Regions from separate parts of the Homo sapiens genome. Here all the other regions are linked to region 2. A link is a contact called in ENCODE Hi-C data. All regions are on one chromosome and are shown on one strand. The core of a region is the stretch at or near the end of the contact, and the rest is flanking DNA. Distances in the headings are between cores, read along the strand shown. Region 1 holds the start of MBIP (MAP3K12 binding inhibitory protein 1). Region 2 holds the start of G2E3 (G2/M-phase specific E3 ubiquitin protein ligase). Region 3 holds the start of RALGAPA1 (Ral GTPase activating protein catalytic subunit alpha 1).

Region 1 (5,084 bases), core at 671-3,170, 5.8 Mb after region 2:
GTTTTATGTTTCCTACTGAGGAGATCTAATAATACAACGATACTTAGGGATGACACAGGATGAAGTTAGGCATGTTACAACATACATTCTAAATATCCTTTAAAGTGGTTGCAAAAGAAAATACTGATTTCTCTGGGGGCAATTTTATAAGTATGGAACTCTAATTTTCACTCTTAACACTTCTCAAAATATAGAGTATTATGAAAACAGTTTGTATTTAATTGATGAAACAATCATATTTTTGACACTTGTATAGGAGGTCCCTTCACTGTGTCATGGTAAAGTAACCAAATATTTACTGTGAACATTTTTGACAGGTGACATAAGTAAATTGTAATCACTTCTTTACTTGTACAGTACTTGAATGTTTAAAATTTTCTAATGAGTTTGAAAAATTCAGTATGCAAAATATTTCAAAAGAAATGTTTAAATCATTGCTCAGTATTTTTTAAAAATATTCCATCTTCTGTTAACAGGTGAGAATAAACTTTTTTCATCTTGACATTATAAAATAAATAAACTTAAGTTCCAACGTCGCCATAAAAAGTTCTCTAACTTTTAAACCATTTAAACGTCTTGGGTCTTAAGAATGGAATGTTAATAACAAAACACCCCAAGTCTTTAAAAAATGTTTTTGGTAAGTACTTGGCAAACAACTGAATTTAAAAGTTATATCTTTAAGCAGACTCCATTAATAACTGCGTCATTTCATAAAACCGTTTAACTTACAGTAATGTTCTTTGTAAGACACAACATACTACGATTTTTAAAAATAGTAACTTCTTAAAAGACTGATTCTCCATCTACTCAAGGCTTTAAAAATAATTTTCACAAATCAGACAAATGTTCTATTTTCATAGGAATTTACCATTATCTTTGACACAAATGCCTGCTTTGTCCACTTGCGCTAGTACCAGCCCCAAAACAAACTTTTACGGCTAGAAAATGGTCTATGTAAGATAGAAAATATTTCCTTTTAAAAGGCAGGTAAACAAGCATACTTTTAAATTGTTTCTCATTTAAAACTTGAATTTTACACCATGAAACGAAACAGTGACTTGATCGAAGAAGCCCATTTCAATTTAAAACCAATTTTACTATGACATTTCTGCAAAAGCGATTTATCAGCCAGTTAAACTAGTTAATAGTTAAATAACGACAGTTCTAACGCCAACAGCATTTTACGCTAGAAGTATTTTAAATGAATTCCTTTTACTTTTCTCCCCATTTGAAAGGATTATAGATGCGCAAAACAGCCCGAAGGAAAAAAGAAATAAACAAAACCAAGTAACTCATAAGAACAAATTACTCCCTCCCCCACCAAAAAAAGCTAATAAGCGCGCGCTTTTCTATAAATCTCAGGCCTACTGACCAACCAATTCCCATAAAGAGTAAGTTGGAGGAAAAAGGACCCTGAACGCTAAGCGCCTCCTAAACTCGCAGTGAAGCTTTTCCACATTCATTCTCTCCAAGCCTGCCTCTCTCGGAGCCGGGTTTTCACTTAGGCCAACCTCACCCACTCTTGGGGAGGACAGCTGCAAGGTAAACGACTCTGCAACCGGTACCGCCGTCCTCCTCACTCCGACCGAGGAGGCTGGGCCCGGGCTCCTTCCACACCTCGGCTTCGGGACCGCATCCCACACCTCTGCAGGCCTAGCTGCCCCCGGCCTCTGCTAGAGAAAAAGAATGGCGAGGAGGGACCGGATGGTTTCCATATTCCCAGTCCCTCAGGCCACCTCTCACCTGTCCAACCAGGGTGTGTAGGGAGCGAAAGATTTCGTAGAGCACCTCTCGGGAGAGGTTGGGTCTGCATCTTCGCTCCAGGTTCCTGTCACCGCTGCTCGGGCGATTAAGCTCCGTGGCAGCAGCCATGATATCTTCTCAGGCCGCCCCACCACCACCACCACCAAGATTTGCTCACAACCCCGCCCCCTCCCTTCCAGCTTTAGTCGCTTGGCGATGACGTAAGACACGGAGTCTGGTTTAGATCGGGCTTTGAGGCCCCACCCTCTCTATGTGAATGACAAGCACGTTACACCAATCAGTTGCAGCTGTGACATTGCGCCGAGGCTCTGAAGTGGGTAATTGCAGACCACAGCTAGGCTGGAATGCTGTGTTTGGGGTGGTCATTAGAGTCGTGGTCTCTTTAGCGTTATGAAGCCTACCTTGACTCCTAGGTGTTCATTGTGAATCTTGGTAAGAGGAGACATAGTTAAATTTTGTAGTTTGAGTCCAAAAAGTAAAAGTTGACATTTTAACATGGCGGTGTGGAGTGGGTCTGGAGGAAGCTTGCTGGTCAGGGATGGAGTGGTGCCCACACGTGTTTCTAAACATTGGAAAACTCACACGGAATTATCATGATTGGATAGAACATTTTCATCTCTTCAAGTTTGTTGTTGTTGTTTTGGAGACAGAGTCTCACTCTGTCGCCCAGACTGGAGTGCAGTGGCACTACCTCGGCTCACTGCAACCTCCGCCTCCCAGGTTCAAGCGGTTCTCCTGCCTCAGCCTCCTGAGTAACTGGGACTACAGTTGATATTCTCTGTTTTAACTGTAGAGACGCTTAACCCTAAAATTGTTTCAAAGAAATGAAACACTGTCAATATAATTCCAACAGGAATTTAACCTGGATAAATAATATCATGCAACCACAATCTTTGAAATTAGGACATAAAACCGAATTCAAATTTTACAAAGTATTATTTATCATAATAGCTTTATTATAACGATGTTTGTGGGGTTTTGTAATCTTTTAGTCAGACTCCGATATTTTTAAAAAGTGTTATCCAATTAAAGTATTACAATAATTTTTAGTGTTAAGCTTTATTCAAAAACACTTTAAGAAATCAACATCAGCTTAGAGATAAGGAAGGTGGGATTTAAAACTCGTAATTCTGTTAATAGTCTAATGCATTTACAGTAGAGAAAGCAAAGGTGGAAACTTGCACAATGTGTATTCTTTAGTTTTAGGGTAGACTAAATTAAAGGGAAGGACTAATGCATCAAGGAACTAAGATAAGGACGATGGGGATAAAAACTCCTTTGACCTGTCCCTAGGGAGTCTCTTAATTAGGCTTTCATTTCCAAAGACAAATGGGATCACCAGGCTTGACAGAATCTTGGGAAATCTTTTCTGTTCCCTTGTTGGCAGCAAGATATACAACTGACATTCCAGCCTATTTCTACAGGCAGAAAAATACTTCACAATGTCCAGTCTCAAATTGAGCAACCTTCTTATTCAAGCATGGTAATGGGGTAACTGTAAGTTTTTGTTTTGTACCAAATTAGCAATCAGTTTCAGATCATTTGTTTTCATTGAGGTGTTTCATATTTTTTCAAATATGGAGAACACTGATATGCAACACATTTGGGAATATGCTTTGTATATTTAAAAAATGTTGTCTTTAACAAGGTGCTGCTATTCCTTTCTTTGCCATCATTGATTTTGAATTTTCAAGTTTTACTTGTTCTTTTGAGCCTCTAATACAGAATTAACTGATGGCCATTTGATCTGTGTATTGCTTCTCCATGTAATTCTGTGATTTGATATCCAGACCTGCACTTGTATCTTAGTATTCTTTACTTAGGTACAGGTTGAGCATTCCTAATCTGAAAATTCAAAATCCAAAATGATCCAAAATTTGAAACTTTTTGAGTGCCAGTACCACAAGTGGAAAATTTCACACCTGATCCGACATAACAGGTCACAGTTAAAATGTAGTCAAAACTTTGTTTCATGCACAGAATTATTTAAAACATTATATAAAATTACCTTCAAGTTATGTGTATAAAGTATACATGAAACATAAATGAATTTTGTGTTTAGATTTGGGTCCCATCCCCAAGATAGCTTATTATATATATGCAAATATTCCAAAATCTAAAAAAAATCCGAAATCTGAGACACTTCTGGTCCCAAGTAGTTCAGATAAGGGATACTCAACCAGTAGTACTTAAAATTTGTTAACTCTTTTGTGCATTCTTTCTTCTTTCTAAGGACCTTTCTTACTCTTCTTGATGCCTATTACCTTCATTTTGGAAATTTTTCTCATTTTCTTATTTTATAATAGAAAATTCTATTTTAAATAGAAGAGTTTGTAGCCTGAAAAGATTTGGATTCCTTTGGGCCAACTCAAAATAGAAATTTGTAGATATTGTATGTGTGTATGTATGTATAACAAAAGTATAATATGCGCTATGAAATTTAGAAAGGGAATAAAGGGAATAATTTGCTCTTTATGGAAAACTAATTACAGTTTATAAAGTGGGTTGCTGAAAAATCTGCTGCCTGGCAGAAATGATTCAAAGTGTTGGTGTTCGCGTTAGCAACAGAGTTAGAAATACTGTCCAGCAGGCTTATGCCAAGAATCAATTGGGAGGATAGAGACTATAAATGAAATCTAGGCTATTTACCTTATCAACAAAAATGTCTTTTATGGTGAGCTTTAATGGCATAACTCTATTGAATAACCCAGTTCCCAGCAAAATACCTGAGGTATTAGAAGGGCTCAACTGATGTTTGTTGCATATATGATAATACAGATTTTATTTCAATGCAGAAAAAGTAAAATAAATGGTATTTGTCGTCCCTGTCTCCCCATCACCTGCTGCATAAGTCCAAGTTCTTTAGAATGACATGAAGGCTCTTATGATGTGGCCTTTGCCTAAATTTCCAGCCTCATTTTCTGCCACAAACCATCTGGTGCTTAGTGCTTCTGAAACTGCTTTTATGTCTTCAACACTTTACTATTTCTTGCCTCCATGCTTTGATTTTTACCCAGTGCCTGTTGTCTGCTTGAGAAACTCCTTTTCCATTTTCAAACTCCAGTTAGAAAATCTTTGGGGAATCCCCCCTCATAAAGAGCTTATTTTCTCCTCTGCTAAACTACTCCTACAACTTGTATATACTTCTATTATTGTAGTTATCACAGTGATACTTGAATTTATTTGACTATATCTGTCTCCTTATTGAACTATAAGCATTTATATGTTGGTGTACATAAGGCTTAGCATAGTTTCTGGCACAGAGTTAATTGCTCAGTATATGCCTGTTGAGCTGAATTTATTTGCCTTCATAAGTGAAC
Region 2 (4,926 bases), core at 1,088-3,587:
AAAAATGTGAATGACTTTACAGGGCTCTCCACCACTGATGAGAACTGAATCTCATTATTCCAAGTGATGGCCAGGCTGCGGGGTGATAATGACTTTGACAACATTTTAGCGGAAGAAATTGAAGAATTAATTAAGGGTTGTAGAGAAGAACTGACCAAGGAGAACTCAGGGGACAAACTGAAAAAAAAAAAAAAAAACACAAAACCTTGCTCATAGAGTTGTATAAAGAAAATCATATATATATATATAATCTTTTGGGTGGCTTTTCCAGGGCATTTTTAACTTTTGTATACAGGTCAACTTGAGAATTTAATTCCTGTGAAGGATAAGAATGGTGGGAAGGTGCCAAGAATTATGAAAGACATAGGAAAATATATAACATAGTTTCTGCCTTCAAGAAACTTCAAGGAGCAATATATTTAACGGGGTCATATTAGATATGTAAACATAAAATAATACACTATATCATGAATGACAAAATGTGTGGTCAAATCATTATATGTAATTGTAGAAAGAACTGTTGAATGAATGAATGGACATAGACTATCCAAACATTAGAAATTTATACGCTCATTAAACCTGATTTTGTATCTAGAATGTATTCAATTTCTAGCAATCTTCCTTAAAGAACAAAATTGCAAAATTAAAAAAAAAGTTTATTATCTTAAAAATTCAACTGGTGATAAAGTGAAAGGTAAAAGTTCTCCATCTCTTCCTACTCTTATTTACCAGCCCGCTCCCAGAGATGTTTACAGCTTAGGTATCCATCCCAAAACTTTGTATACCATATACACACACATACTTTCAAACAAGGATACTACAGTCCTTCTTAAACTTTTTCAGTATTTCATTTCAGTACCCGCTGATCTACTTCATTACTTTTAGTGCCCGCAGCGTCAGTATATCAGATGCTAAAGTATCATAACTTACATGTATTTAACCCCTTCCTTATTTGTAGACACAGATTATTTTCTATCTTCCACTGTTAAAAACAGTACATCAGTTAATAGCTTTACACACCCCCTGTGTCAGATTACCTGTAGCATAGGTTCTCAGAAATCTAGTAAACCTTTCAAACTGTATTTTTTTTTTTTTTTTTTTTTTTTTTTTGAGACAGAGCCTCGCTCTGTCGCCCAGGCTGGAGTGCAGTGGCGCAATTTCTGCTCACTGCAAGCTCCGTCTCCCGGGTTCACACCATTCTCCTGCCTCAGCCTCCCGAGTAGCTGGGACTACAGGCGCCTGCCATCACGCCCAGCTAATTTTTTGTACATTTAGTAGAGACGGGGTTTCACCATGTTAGCCAGGATGGTCTCGATCTCCTGACCTCGTGATCCACCCGCCTCGGCCTACCAAAGTGCTGGGATTACAGGCGTGAGCCACCGCGCCCGGCCCTCAAACTGTATTTTTGACAAAGGCTAAAGGTATGCTGTCATGGTTTGGTTTGTACTGATCCGTTTAGGTAATTCAATGTTATTAGATGTGAGGATGATCTGGTGGCAACATCAATCACAGCCATAAAGGTCAGAGTTATTTAGCGCCCCTCACCCCCTAGCATTTCCAGTCCTTCCTTTAGTTTCTGGAAGCTCCCAGATGTCTCTTCAGAAGCTTAAGACGTTTTGGATCAAAGACATACTGTGGTCCTCGATAAAGGAAAAGATACTGTTGTTTCAATAATCTCACGGGACAATACTTAATAATCTCGTAAAGTGAGCCCTTATCTGAGGGGGGAAATAAAATTTATTGCCTTCTAACACCATCAAATAGTTTATTTGAGACCAGGAATTGGTCCGACCACTTATTTTCAACTTTTGGCTGAATACGGGTGAACTTGGCTTTTTGTTTTCCCTAAACCCAGGACAGAAATAAATTAAAAGCCCTGACTGTGCCGGGATAGGACTGAGAGGCCCAGGAAAGGCTGCACTAAGTACTTGGAGGGTTTGTTTTTTTCCTTCTTGCTGCTGCTGCTGTTTCCTCGAGGATGAAGGGAAAGATAAAACCCTCCTGCCTCCGTTCGTGCTTTCATTCGCCCCATTCCTCGAAGGTGACGAAACTTCAGCACATCTCTGTCCATTTTGGAAAAAAGAGGATCCCCTCAAGAGCAAATAGGCGGAAACAATGACCCCGCGCCCGGAGTTTTTCTGAGCTCCTAAATAGGGAGAGAGACCCGACAAAACAAACAAGCGAAGGCGACACAGCCAGGTTAGCACCGAGCAGCAGCGCAGGAGCGCCAGAAGGGCGGGAGCACACGGGCCCTTCCCCACAGCCAGCGCCTCCGCGGGTCCCACCCCTCGAGGGCGGGGCCGACCGCTCTTTCCGGGTTTGCGAGCGGAAGTGGACGAATTTGAATCCTGTGGGCCGTTGAATGTGGCTGCTCGCGGTCGGCGTGCCCCGACGTACAGCGGGCCGGGAAAAGTGGCACTGAGGCTCTGGAACTTCTGCCCAGCTCTCCTTGGTGAGTAAATGGGGAACGGGAAGACGCAGAACGTTCCAGAGAGAGAAGCAGGACCGTGGGGTGGGAGAGGGTGTCAGGAGGCCGGACGTCGCAGCCGGGGCCTCGCAGTGCTTTTGGGGACGTCTGGTGCTGGGGCCCGGCCTGGAGACTAAGGGAATTCGGGGCACTGGGGGCGTTTGCTGGACCAGCGCTCTCGACGGTTGCGCACGCCAGCCAGCTCTCAGTGTTGAGGATTCGGAGGCCCTGCCGGTCCCCCGCGAGTAAACCTTGTTTATACGCATCCTCCGTGGCTTTTTTTAAACCCGTAGTTTATTATTTCCACCAATTCGGCTCGAATGCTGAAATTTTAACAGTAGTTAAATCTCACTGTGAAGGCGTTGCCACGTTTAAACAAATCTCTTTTAATGAAAGATGGAAGGTTGGGGCGGGTTTAGAATGAAAAGATGCTCTACGTGGCTCCGCGTTCCTCCTGAGAGAGATACCCGGGCAACCTTGATTAACTCTGGACTGCAGGGAAGTGACAGTCTTTGAAATGCCTGAGTGGGATTTAAACTGAAATTCGAGTGTCCTTTGTATTTAAAACCCGGATATTTTTCTTTCACGGTTGACATTTTTCATGTACCGCAAAAATCCGAGACTCCTATTTAAACCGGCTGTGGTAACAGCGGTGGTGATTAACTAGGGTCTTAGTTTGCAAACAATAGGGATAAGGTTTAGTTCCACCGCCCTGCCTTTTCGCCTCCCTCATTCATTGGCCAACTGGGTTATTATGGAGTCTTTTTGGAAGTAATCCACTAATGCTTTGAGCATCTGTTTCTTTGGGTTTTATTGTTTTGGGCTTTTTTTTTTTTAATTTTTAATGATGAACTATCTGAAATATGGAACTCTGTCTAACCCAGTAGTAAAGTCATGCCTTCTGGAATGGTTTAAAAGTGTGCCATAAATGTAAACTATAAATGGGAACTTTAAATGTGTACAAGTTTTACATCTTTATTAAAAATCGTCAGTTTTGTGTAGCTTAATACGAAAAGATATTTTAAGTTCCTTTTAAGGTTTTAACACCAGGATATTGTACCATTTAAATGTATAAATATATTTTTAAAAGTAGGACTTCATAATAATCAGAATAAAAACATTCCTTCATCCAGTGCTGGCTATTCCAGCACCCCCATTCTTCCTGCTATTGAACTTTTAAGTGTTAGCCAGGAAGAATAGACTTAAATACTCGGTGTTTAGGATAGTTAAAATATGAGCATTTTTCATATAGTGTCTTTGTAACAGAGACATTGGCTATACTTCTCTAAGCCTTTCTGCTCATTTCATATGTGCTGTCAACAAATGGTAATTTTTAAAAATTGATCGCTATATCCTAATCTCTTTATTTTTTTCTACCTGAATTATTTTCATTGGATTTTTGCTCTTTCTTAAATCAGTGAGTTTCAGAATTTATTGTGTATACACTACCTTGAAGGATTTGTTCAACAATGCTGATTCCTGCACTTCAGATCTCAGATTCTGAATCAGTAGGTCTGGAGGATGGCATTGAACAGTCTGCATATTTAACTGAAAGGTTAGAAAATACTGTGAGTTTTCAAAACACTGATTTGATCTTTCCTAGAAAGGCATTATAATGTGTTGATTAAAGACATGGAACTGGGGCCAGATTGCCTTGGTTTGAAGCCCATCTCCACCACTTGATAGCTAGGTGACCCTGGGCAAGCTGTTTAACCTCTCTGCTTCATTTCCCTCTACCGTATGATGAGGTTACCTACTTTGTAGGATTATTGTGAGGATTGAATGAGTTAATATATACAAAGACCTTAAAATAGTGTGTGCCACATAGCAAATGATACATAAGTCTCCAATTACATTGAGTTACTAAACTGTAAAAACCGCATCACATACATTCTCTCATTAATCTTTACAATATCGCTGAGGTAGTTACTATCTTCAAATAAGAAAACAGGCTAAGAGGGGCTCGGTAATTTGTTCTCACACAACTAGTAACACGTTGGAACTGAAGTCGGAAATTAGATTTAACTCAAAAGTTTATGCTTTTTTAAAAAAGTAATATTTCTTGCCTCTCTTCAGTCTCCCTCCAGATGTTGCTCCATAAGTATCTCTGATGGCTTCTCATTGTCTACCATATATAATTCAAATTTCTTAGCTTTGCTTTTTATTTACAGAGCCCTTCAGAGTCTGGTACCAACTTCTCTTCCCAAGGACCATCTTCATAATATTACACCAGTCTCTTCCAACCTGCTGATGTTCTATCAATACTACTAGAATTCTCCAAATCTATCTCTTATTACATTTTATGCATATTTAGCCATTGGCCTTTTTATTTCCCCTTAAGATTTTACTCAAATGGGTTTAAAGACTTCTCCAGGCTGTGCTTTTTGCTTATAAATATATAGTGCGAGACTGCCCTTGTCCTTTTAATTTTTATGTCTGCAGTGCACAGTGCAGAACAG
Region 3 (4,488 bases), core at 358-2,857, 5.3 Mb after region 2:
ATGTTGGGTAATATTGGTGGTATCCTGGTGGTATGAGTAAACAATAGACTAGAGAAACATGTACCTCAAATAAGGGACTTACTTTTTTCACTAAATAAACATCACTTTCCAAAACAAATACGCATCAGGAGGACAGCTCGAGATAAACTCTGAACTAGGATTCAGGCATCTGGATGAATGCATCTTCTTCAGCCAGTTCCACCATTAACTCTAAGTATCAACACAGGCGAAATAATTTTCCTTTTCATCTCAAATGTCTTCATCTAAAAAATCCAACTACTGGACCAGATGTTCCATAAGTATTATTACAGCCTTTATCAGCCTACCAAATGACTAAGTATTCAAAAGAGTCGATTAACATTATATTCAAAACTTAGAGCACTGTTTGGTCTACCAGCAAAACAGAACTTAAGGGCAGACGATAAAAAAAATATTTTTAATTAAAAATAGAATTATATACAATTCTCGAGAAGCAAAGGATGAGTTAAACTACCTATAATAGTTCTCCCTCTAAATGACTAGTGATGAACAAGGTGCATTAACAAAAGGGCGGGGCTCCTTCCCACAGCTTTTTGGGAACCGCCCACTTCCCAAAGAGGTGTAACTGCTACCTCCTTGTCTTCATCTGCCAAGAAACTTGAAAGATTAAGGTTTATATTGTCTGAGAGAGGATTTTATTTTTCTTTTTACTTGGGTGGGGTTGGCAGTAGTCATCTGGCAAACATATCCTATAAACACCATTATCCACAACGCCAGGTCTCCCCACAAAGTCTTAAAGATCTAAGTTTTTAGAGTAATACCAATTTTAAAAAATAAGTTCAGACTATTAACTCAAAATTAGATTACTGTGTTAACAGTAATCAGTGCTGCCAACTGCCAAGTTTTCGCTTCTCCGAATTATTCACCCTCCCGCGTCTCCGCAGAGGCTACGATTTGCCCTCTCCTGCACCGCGCCAGGTCCCGAGAGAGAGTCCGCAGGGGCTCCCAGGAGAGGGAAGGCCGGGCAACCCAGGCCTCGGCGCTGCCACCCCTCGCTCCTCACCGATGACGATGCGCAGGTGCTTGAGGCGAGTCAGTGCGTCCTTCTTGGTGTCTAGCACCTTCTGGGTGGACTTCTTCACGTCCCCGTGCGGCTTCTTGGAGAACATCCTGTCGCTGCCACTGCCACTGCCACTGCCACAGCCGGCTCCCAGCCGGGTCCCGGCGGCAGAAAGTGGAGGGAGTGGACGGGGAGGAGACTAGCCAGAGAGGCTCATTAGCTCCCCAGCCTTGCGGGCCAGGGCAGAGCCGACTCCTTCCCGATCCAGGCCAGGGCCGCCACCTCCACCCGCCTCGCGCCGCGGCTCCAAGGCACCTTCGGCCCCAGCTCCAATATGGCGGATCCCTCTCCCGGCCCTGCACGGAGCGAGGCAGACCCGGGCTGGCCGCCTGCCGCCGCCGCTCGTCTCCAGCGGCCGCCGCTCGCCGCCACAGGCCGGGGCCCCGGACCCAGAGCCACGAAGGTGGAGCTCTCGGCGGCAGGAGCACAACTCTCTCCCTGAGGCCCCCTTAAGGTTGAAGCTTCTTTAGCAGCTTACACCCTGCAGAGGCCGAAACGGAGACGAGTGTGGTAGTGATGGGGTTTCACGACTCTGCCGTCGGTGGCGAACGGTGTCCGTGGCAACCGCCTTCTGACGTCAAGAGTTCTTGACGTCATGCCAGCATGAGATCACCCGTGGCACTCCCCGCCTTGGTTTCCTGTGTAAGCAGCCAAAGGAGAATCTCAAGAAAGGCAAGGAAGGTAGTTACTGCGTGCTCCATTGTAAGCCAAATGATAGTAATAAGCAAAGAGAAGTAATCTTTATTAAATATGTCCATGATTTATCTTTGAAAATGTGCATAAGTTGTTGTGGCCACCAGATCCTCTAGCAGAAAGATAAACGAAGTTACAGTTGGGCAATTTATTCTGTCCTAAATCTATTACTAATAATATTTCCTGCACTATGTATGTGATTTCTTTCATATTTTTTCTATTTGCAATATCCCTGTTTTTTGCTGCAAACAACTTGACAACAGAAAGGCTTAAGCAGAGGTATCTAGGTTTTTTAAATAAAAGTAATCTTGCTTTCCTTTTCTATTGTGCTTTTAAAAATCTTTTCCCCATCTGCACCCCACATAAAGATGAATATATTGTCAGTTTTTCCTCTGCAAAGAAGAATTCAAGGTTCTTATTACATTGATGGAGTCATCTGAAGAATCTGCAATAGCTGAAAAAAATCCGTGAAATTCTGAATGACATAAATTGAAATTTTTATTGGAACCCTTTTTTTTTTTTTCCTTTTTCCTTTTCTTTCCAGACAGGGTCTCTGTGTCCCAGGCAGAAGTGCAGTGGTGTGATCTCAGCTCACTGAAGCCTCGAACTCCCAGGCTCAGGTGATGCTCCCACCTCAGCCTACCGAGTAGCTGGGACCACAGGTGCGCGCCACCACATCCAGCTAATTTTTGTGTTTTTTGTAGAGACGGGGTTTCGCCATTTTGCCCAAACTGGTCTAAAACTCCTAGACTCAAGTGATCCGCCCGCCTCAGCCTACCAAACTGCTGGGATTACAGGCGTGAGGCCACTGCGCCTGGCCAGGAACATTTCCTCCACAAAATAATTTGATAAAGAGTGAGTTTGCTTGTTTGAACTGTTTCCTTCTATGTTCTCACCCATAGCAATAGACTTGTCCAATGAAATATGTGATTAACATAGAAAAATAACAAAATCAGCAAAGAAGAGAGATGTAAGACATTTGCCAAAATTATGTTAAAATATAGTGCTTTGCTTAATGGTAGTTTGTTTCAACAACAATCCTATATTTTTTAAAGTACAAAAAATTTATTCAGTTTCTACATGTAGGGTTTGTTTGTATCATCAAACTTACAAGCCATACATGTTTTGAGGAAGCTTATAACATAATAGAAAAATAAGGGGATTGTTCAAGAGATTTTAGTTCTAGTTCCTCTCAGCATCAGTTTTCTTATTAATAAAATCAAAATAAGGTCTGTCCCTCACAGTTTCGTGAAATTTAGGCAATAATACAATGTTTTCAAGCATGATCTTTAGAATTACATAGACCTAAATTAGACATTCTGTTTTTCACTTGCAAGGACTTACTTGCTCTCGGGCCCTTGGCATGTAGTTCAGTCTCAGCCTGATTTTCCTCATTTGTAAACTACATCAGTGATTGTGATAATTAGGTGAGAAAAGTATTGAAAGTTACATCTATAATGACACATCTCATAACATTCCTTTCCTTCATAGAATTTAAATACAGTAATTTGTGTAACTGTTTACAGATTCTCTCTTTCATGAGACTGTAAACTCCCTGAGGACAGAGACTGTATAGATTGTCTAAAGTTGTATCCCAGTCTTCTTGCAAAGTGCTCTTTGCAAGATAGGCTCAATAAATCTGTGTCGAATAGAAGAACGAATGTCACTGTCCCTTCCTTTCTCTTGCGCAAGTACTCAGTAAATGTTTGGCAAATGAGTGACATAATTTTAGAGAATAAAAATGTAACATATCGTTAAAAATAATTATATGGCTGGTATACCTGAGAAAAAATGAAAACACCATTGCAAAACAAACTAGTATAATGTAATTTACATATGGCACACCCATCCCACTGCCTGGTTTTTCTCTTCCCATTGATTTAAATATTAAAATTCTTTGAAAGATAAGTCTTCCCCACAGCAGACATAATTATCATGGAAATAAAACCCAGAAATATACCTTTGAAATATTGCTTGTGAGGGCCAGGCACGGTGGCTCATGCCTGTAATCCCAGCACTTTGGGAGGCCGAGGCAGGCGGATCACAAGGTTAGGAGAGTTCAAGACCAGCCTGACCAACATGGTGAAACCCCGTCTCTACTAAAAATACAAAAAAATTAGCCAGGCGTGGTGGGGCACGCCTGTAATCCCAGCCACTCAGGAGACTGAGGCAGGAGAATTGCTTAAACCCAGGAGGCGGAGGTTGCAGTAAGCCAAGATTGCACCACTGAACTCCAGCCTGGTTGACAGAGTGAGACTCTGTCTCAAAAAAAAAAAAAAAAAAAAAAAAAAAAAAAAATATATATATATATATATATATATATATATTGCTTGTGAGAACTAGATTTTTTTTCTTTTAGTGACTGGGTCTTGCTCTGTCATCCAGGCTGGAATGCAGTGGTGCAGTCACAGCTCACTTTAGCCTTAACTTCCTGGACTCAAGCAATCCTCTCACCTCAGCCTCCCATGCAGTTGGTAACACAGGCAGGTGCCAAAAAGCCCAGCTAATTAAAAAAAAATTTAGTAGATGGCCAGGCGTGGTGGCTCACTCCTGTAATCCCAGCACTTTGGGAGGCCGAGGCAGGTGGATTACCTGAGGCCAGGATTTCAAGACCAGCCTGACCAATATGGAGAAACCCCTTCTCTATTAAAAATACAAAATTAGCCAGGAGTGGTGGCGCGTGCCCATAACCCCAG

What was found. Hi-C counts contacts between places; a loop is a spot of excess contacts on that map. Pooled maps may share reads with other maps.
Region 1: a pooled map shows a loop between it and region 2 (11-fold over the local background). The contact joins the promoter of MBIP here to the promoter of G2E3 in region 2. A Hi-C loop is called at or near these places in 7 of 50 pooled maps.
Region 3: a pooled map shows a loop between it and region 2 (6-fold over the local background). The contact joins the promoter of RALGAPA1 here to the promoter of G2E3 in region 2. A Hi-C loop is called at or near these places in 3 of 50 pooled maps.

The regions. Positions count from the first base shown.
Region 1 is chr14:36,318,717-36,323,800 of GRCh38, forward strand. It overlaps MBIP (MAP3K12 binding inhibitory protein 1), which reads right to left and starts at 1,921. Exons shown (of 9, transcript NM_016586.3): 1 at 1,744-1,921. The coding sequence starts at 1,872. RefSeq lists enhancers at 1,610-1,869, 2,270-2,319.
Region 2 is chr14:30,556,821-30,561,746 of GRCh38, forward strand. It overlaps G2E3 (G2/M-phase specific E3 ubiquitin protein ligase), which reads left to right and starts at 2,338. Exons shown (of 15, transcript NM_017769.5): 1 at 2,338-2,452. It overlaps G2E3-AS1 (G2E3 antisense RNA 1), which reads right to left. Exons shown (of 4, transcript NR_151720.1): 3 at 3,917-4,015. RefSeq lists an enhancer at 2,004-2,193.
Region 3 is chr14:35,807,688-35,812,175 of GRCh38, forward strand. It overlaps RALGAPA1 (Ral GTPase activating protein catalytic subunit alpha 1), which reads right to left and starts at 1,608. Exons shown (of 42, transcript NM_001346249.2): 1 at 1,043-1,608. The coding sequence starts at 1,148. RefSeq lists enhancers at 1,258-1,818, 1,655-1,754 and a silencer at 1,335-1,574.